Linked DNA regions of Homo sapiens: region 1 is linked to region 2. A link is a loop called in an ENCODE intact Hi-C map of the cell type or tissue named here. Cell type or tissue: MCF 10A. All regions are shown on one strand. Each heading gives the region's core, and the rest is flanking DNA. Links, peaks and the distances in the headings are about the cores only.

Region 1 (2,912 bases), core at 251-2,750, 450 kb before region 2:
CTTTTTTTTTCTTTTTTTTCTTTTTTTTGAGACGGATCCTCGCTCTGTCGCTGAGGCTGGAGTGCAATGGCGTGATCTTGGCTCATTGCAACCTCTGCCTCCTGGGTTCAAGCAATTCTCCTGCCTCAGCCTCCCAAGTAGCTGAGACTACAAGTGTCTGCCACCATGCCTGACTAATTTTTTGGTATTTTTTAGTGGAGATGGGGGTTTCACCATGTTAGCCAGGCTGGTCTTGAACTCCTGACCTCAGGTGATCTGGCCACTTCGGCCTCCCAAAATGTTGGAATTAAGACATGAGCCACAGCACCCGGCCCCTATTTTTGTATTCTTAAAAGAGACCAGGTTTCCCCATGTTGGCCAGGCTAGTCTTGGCCAACTCCTGACCTCAAGTATCTGCCCACCTCAGCCTCCCAAAGTGCTGGGATTACAGTCATGAGACGCCATGCCTGGCTGGGATACTGAATTTTGAATCAGAAAATCCAGACTTTACAATAGTCAAAACCATATCTTATTTGTCTTTCTGCTCCATTACCCAGGATTTTACTTAGAACATCAGTAGACACCTGAAAACATTGGTCAAATAGAAGTGAATAAATGATTAAAGAACAAATTAACAAGTAAATGAAGCCCGACATAAATAAAGGCCCTGCTAATCCACCAGCTACACTCGTGTGACAAAGGCCCCAGAGATACCCATGCTCTATATCCATGGAATTGTGCCATGGGGCTGGCTTACTGGGGATTCTATTTACCTGTGGTCTTGACGGGCCTCCCTGGAGAAACAGTAACCTGACATCTGGAGAGTACATTTGGCTCTGTGAACTAGGTCAGATCTGCAGACTTGTGGTTTACCCACTTAGACCCATGCCACACACAGCAGGCCCCTGATGAGAGCCCTGGCATCCTTGCCTTGTGCTTCTTCACCATCCCCTCCCAGATCTCACCTGGCCTCTTTGGTCCCAACTGTGTGTGTGCCTCCTCTCCTCTCTCTAGCTTCTTGCTCTTCTCTATGCCCTTTGCCTGACCCTGCCTCTCTGGTTCTGACCTTGGCTCCCCTCCTGTTTTGCAGTGAGCATTTACCCTTCAGATCATATCTGCAGCTGCCACTCTGGGCAAACTCCCTCTCCCTCAAACTTGGCCTCCATGTCCATTGGCCATAGGCTGATTTTCCCACTGTGCTTGGTCAGGCTTCATGGGTGGAATTCAGACACCAGGACTGGGCATCCTGGTCAAAACCAGGGGCAAACGCTCTCACCTGCATTCTTGGGCGGGAGGCAGGGGTCCCAGGCGGCCAAGAAACTCACCCCATAACTGAACAGAGGTGGCATGCCCACACTCCGTCCCTGGACAAGGGAAGCTCAAATTCAAATAGTATACAACATTGTGCTTCTCACATAGTAAAACCAGTCTTTCAGAAATGTGTCCTGAATTCCTAAGGGGAGGAAGGGAGAAAGATCCTCCAGAAAATAAAAAAAAAAATTCCAATAAAACGAAGTTGGTCCACTGGCAATATAGTACAAAACAAAGATCTTGGTAAGAAAACATCTCCCTGATTTTGGGGTTCCCATGAAAATAACACAGGTCCCCATGAAAATAACGTAGATGAAGCAGCAGAGAACTGACAAAGGCTGTGGAAACATGGAAAGAGTAATGATAACGCAGAAATCAGAGGTGAAGTAAAAGCACAAGTGAACCTTCACAAAGCTGGGCTAAGTGATATTAACGTAGCTGCTATTAACCAGAAATTCCCAGTCAAGTCAACCAGGCTTGGCAGTGGTGGCCACCAGAGGGCGCTAGAGTAGAGTCCGTGGGAGAACTTCAGCGGTGGCCCTGCAGGTTTGAGAGGCACCTTCCCGGAGGATGGATTTGAAGGGCTGAGGGTCCAGCAGTTCTGTGGGTTGGCGGCTCACAGGAGAAAGCATGAAGACATACTTCCATCCTCACACCCCCGAAGGTCCTTGCCTGGACTGGAAGCTAAAGAAGCGCATGCTACATTGTTTTCCTAGTGACAAAAATCCCAGCTGGCCTCTGGTTAACTTTTCAAACAAATGGCACTGATGTGATATTGGGCGAACTCTAGGTGTCACTGACCTAATAAAAAGAAAAAAGCTATTTGCTTCCCATTTTCCGATGCAGTGAGGATTTCACAGTGATCTCAAACACAGTGAAATACATAAAAAGAGCCTAGCTTAATGGGGGCACCCAGCAAATGCCCAATAAACATCTGTTCCCTTTCCTCAATAAACCCCATTTGCCTCTCAGCCTGCAGCCTCCCACACTGGTGGACCCACGTGCCCCTCAGAAGTGAAGCTTTTGGCCCCTGTAAAGCAGCAGCCCCTCTGGCCAGAGAGTCTTTTGTCCCAGAGCCTTTGTTGTTCCAGATTTCTCACTGTGAGGCCTCAGCAGCTGCCAGGGGGCCACCCCAGGAGCTGGAATCAGAGCTCAGAAAGACAGCAGTCCTTCTTCTGCTCCTTTCTGGGCCCGCATGCCCCAGCCCCACACCCAGCCTCAACCACACTGCCCTGCACACCCTCACCGTGCCCCCACTTCTCCACAATGTGTTTCTAATCTGCCCAGGAACAGTCACCAGCTCACTTTTCCTGCCTGGTCTCATTAGCGTGGCCTCTGGGCCTGGGCCTGGGTGTGTAGCCCAGAGGCTTGCACGGAGGTGATCAGATTGCAGGGAACAGTATGTTTCCCTCCCTGCCTCTGCTTGTTTTCTTCAGGGGCCAGGGCCAGCCAGCTGAGCTGTCTTCCTCTTCCCCGGCTTCTCATCCTCCCTCACACATGGTCTGACTTCAGTGGGTGGGGGGATGAGCAGAGGGTGTGACACACACGAGTGTGCATGACTGGCATGTAGGGAGTGTGAGTTGTGGGCAGGTTTCTTAAGGGGAGGCAAGGCTGCTACTACT
Region 2 (2,912 bases), core at 235-2,734:
TTTTTCCTAAATGTTCTCATTGTCATCACAAAAGTCCTATGAAGATAATATTATTGTTATTCACATTTTACAGGAAAAAGTGAGGCTCTGAGAAATTGAGTAATGTGCTGCAGTTTACTCAGCTGATAAATAGCAGATGTGGAACTTAATTCAGTTGCCTAACTTCCGAGCCTGCTGACTCCATGATTAGGTTATACCACGCTGCCTGTGAGGCTGCGCCTTGGAACTGTGAGATTAACTGAGCTAAGGCAATTCTCCTCCCCGGCACGGAACTGTCCCTTAAGTGGCATCCCATTACAATCATAAGATTAATCCACACATTGTTGCTTTTCTCAAAGATTAAATTAAATCATTCTCCAGGTTACAGATCAAAGCTTGAAAATCACCAACACTGTGAATCAAGAAACATCTTTTCTAAATGATGGGGACTCCAACTCCATTATCCAGCGCCTAACCGCCGTATATCTCTTACCCTCAGGAGCACACCTCAGTTATGTAAGTTTCAAGTCTTTCTTTTCTTCCTTAAAGCAATTTGAATAACTGGACCAATTTAAAAGATTCGTGACAGTAAATTACTTTGCAGTCAGCAAGGCAATAGGCCCTGACACTTTTTTTTTTAATTGGAAGTTTTGCTCTTGTTGCCCAAGCTGGAGTGCAATGGCGCGATCTCGGCTCACTGCAACCTCCGCCTCCTGGGTTCAAGCGATTCTCCTGCCTCAGCCTCCTGAGTAGCTGGGATTACAGGTGCGTGCCACCATGCCCGGCTAATTTTTTGTATTTTTAGTAGAAACGGGGTTTCACCATGTTAGCCAGGCTGGTCTTGAACTCCTGACCTCAGGTGATCTGCCCACCTCAGCATCCCAAAGTGCTGGGATTACAGGCCTGAGCCACCGCGCCCGGCCCCCTGACACCTTTTTTCTCTCTACCTTACAGCTTCCATTTTTAAAAGTAATTTCATCCCTATAAACTAAAGAATCTCGGTTTAACTCCTATACCTGCTGTGCTGTCTCAGTAGTGATATTAATAATTCTCATTTCTGTTAAAATTTCACATGTTTATTAAAATGCATTAATAAATAAAACTACAGTGAAACAAATGAAAGCCATTGGATGTATAATTCCAAAGGAAGAAGCCAAACTTTAAAAGCTTGCATTGCCTGGCATGGCCACAGTGAGGCAGTAGAGGGTGAGAGACAAGCAGCCTCGCACAGTCACAGGGCACATATTTGAAAACAGCGTTGGCTGACCTGGTTTCCAGGAATCCCATGGTCCCTCTAATACCCTGGCTTACTTAATGCCTCCAGCCTTCCATTTCTTTTTCTGAAATTCTGGAATGCTGTAAACATCAGACAAAATATGGTACTGAAGCAGCTAAAAAAAAAAGTAGATTTAGAATCCTGAGTTGAAATTCTGATCCTGCCATTTTATTCAAGAAGTCAAAAGACTTTTTGACTTGACTAATGCCTACTGTATACAAATCACTGTGCTAAGTACTGGGAATCAGATAATAATAATAGCCAATAGTCATGAGGCATTAACATTGTGCCGCACACTTTTATTTCATTCAGTGTTCCCTGTGACGCTTACTCTTATTATCCTCATTTTACAGCTGAGGCTTAAGCAACTTTCCAAGGTGAATGGCCAGGATTCCAACCCAACATTCCGGCTCCACAGCTGGGACTGGAGAACTGCTTTGCTGTAGTCTGTTCTGCCCCATCTCACCAAGGTGAATAATATGACCCTGACTTTGAAGAGCTCAGTTTAATAGGAGAGCAAAAGCCATGAAGAAAGAAGTTATGGAGGAATACCATATGTGCTACAATCAAAGTAAGAACACTGTGTCTTAGAATCATGCAAGTTGGGAGCAATTAACTCTGTACAGGGACATCTGGGAAGGCTTCACTGAGGAGGTGATGTTTTTGCTGGATTTTGAAAGTTGGCATTCTCCTCCTCGCACCTCAACCCCCAATTTTTTCTAAAAAAGAGGAGAAAGAGGTGTTCTAGGCAGAGAGAACAGCATGTGTAGCCACAAAAAAAAAAAAAGAGAGAGAGAGAGAAGGGAAAAGTCTGAGAATGAAGGCTGTCCAGGCAGGAGATACGTCTGGAGAGGGACTTGGGTCAGGTCAGAGACCCCCTTGTGTGTCAGGATTAAAGCTGGACTTTATTTTAGAGTCAAAAGTGAACCGCTGAGGGGTTCTAACGTAGCCACAAAGTGCTCAGATCTGTGCTTTAGAGCTGAAGACTGGCACAGTGTGGAAAATGAACCAGCACAGGGAGAGGCTGGGGTAGGGAGACCCGCCGGGAAATTGTGGTATCTGATTGGAGAGGATGAGAGAGTCCTCTAAGGAAGCCTTGGTGAGCCTGTGCAGAAGCTGGACCCAACGCATTTGGGTCTGAGGGATTTCGATGCACTCAATACATGCATGTTAAAGGCATAAAGATGGAAGGAGAGCAGTAGGAAAGGGCGAGTGTTAGTACCTCCCTGTCTTTCTGGGTCCTCCGCTCTTCCTTCCCTTATCAGTCACATTCCTCCACCCATCTTTCACAGACTGGACTCCCCATGGCATAACTGAGTTCAGATCCCCATTCTGCCACTCACTGGCTGGCTGCCCCAAGCATGTCCCTCCCTCTCAGAGCTTGTTTCCTTCTCTGGATGATAAAGTGTTCAGACCCACTCCACAGAGCTGTTGTAAGGACTAACAGAGCTCAGGGCCTGCCACAGTGTTGGTCCCTGTCTTCCTTCCCAGGCCCTTAATTTCAGGATCCTCCCTGGTGTCACCCACAGAATCCCTCCTTAGATCTGTGCTTAAGATGTGATTCTATGGGGATTTCTACCCCATGTTCCTGAAGTCTGATCACTTTACTCAGACTATCAATAGGGAAGAAATAAAGGTTCATTTAAGGTCCAGATCT

What was found. A loop is a pair of places that touch in the nucleus more often than their neighbours do. Peaks named below come from ENCODE experiments on the same cell type or tissue, not always from the same donor. Only the 100,000 strongest peaks of a DNase experiment are listed, where the experiment ranks them.
Region 1: a loop joins it to region 2, with 16 times the contacts of the local background. A loop is called at or near these places in 5 of 110 quality-filtered maps.

The regions. Positions count from the first base shown.
Region 1 is chr1:182,141,565-182,144,476 of GRCh38, forward strand. No RefSeq gene overlaps it. Among named protein-coding and RNA genes, the nearest start is that of ZNF648, 81 kb to the left of the region's middle. RefSeq lists a silencer at 1,810-1,986 and enhancers at 1,995-2,663, 2,664-2,912. In MCF 10A, for the core only: a CTCF peak has its summit at 1,777 (motif pointing right); a DNase peak (open chromatin) is centred at 1,817.
Region 2 is chr1:182,594,663-182,597,574 of GRCh38, forward strand. No RefSeq gene overlaps it. Among named protein-coding and RNA genes, the nearest start is that of RNASEL, 6.9 kb to the left of the region's middle. In MCF 10A, for the core only: a CTCF peak has its summit at 1,174; a DNase peak (open chromatin) is centred at 1,199.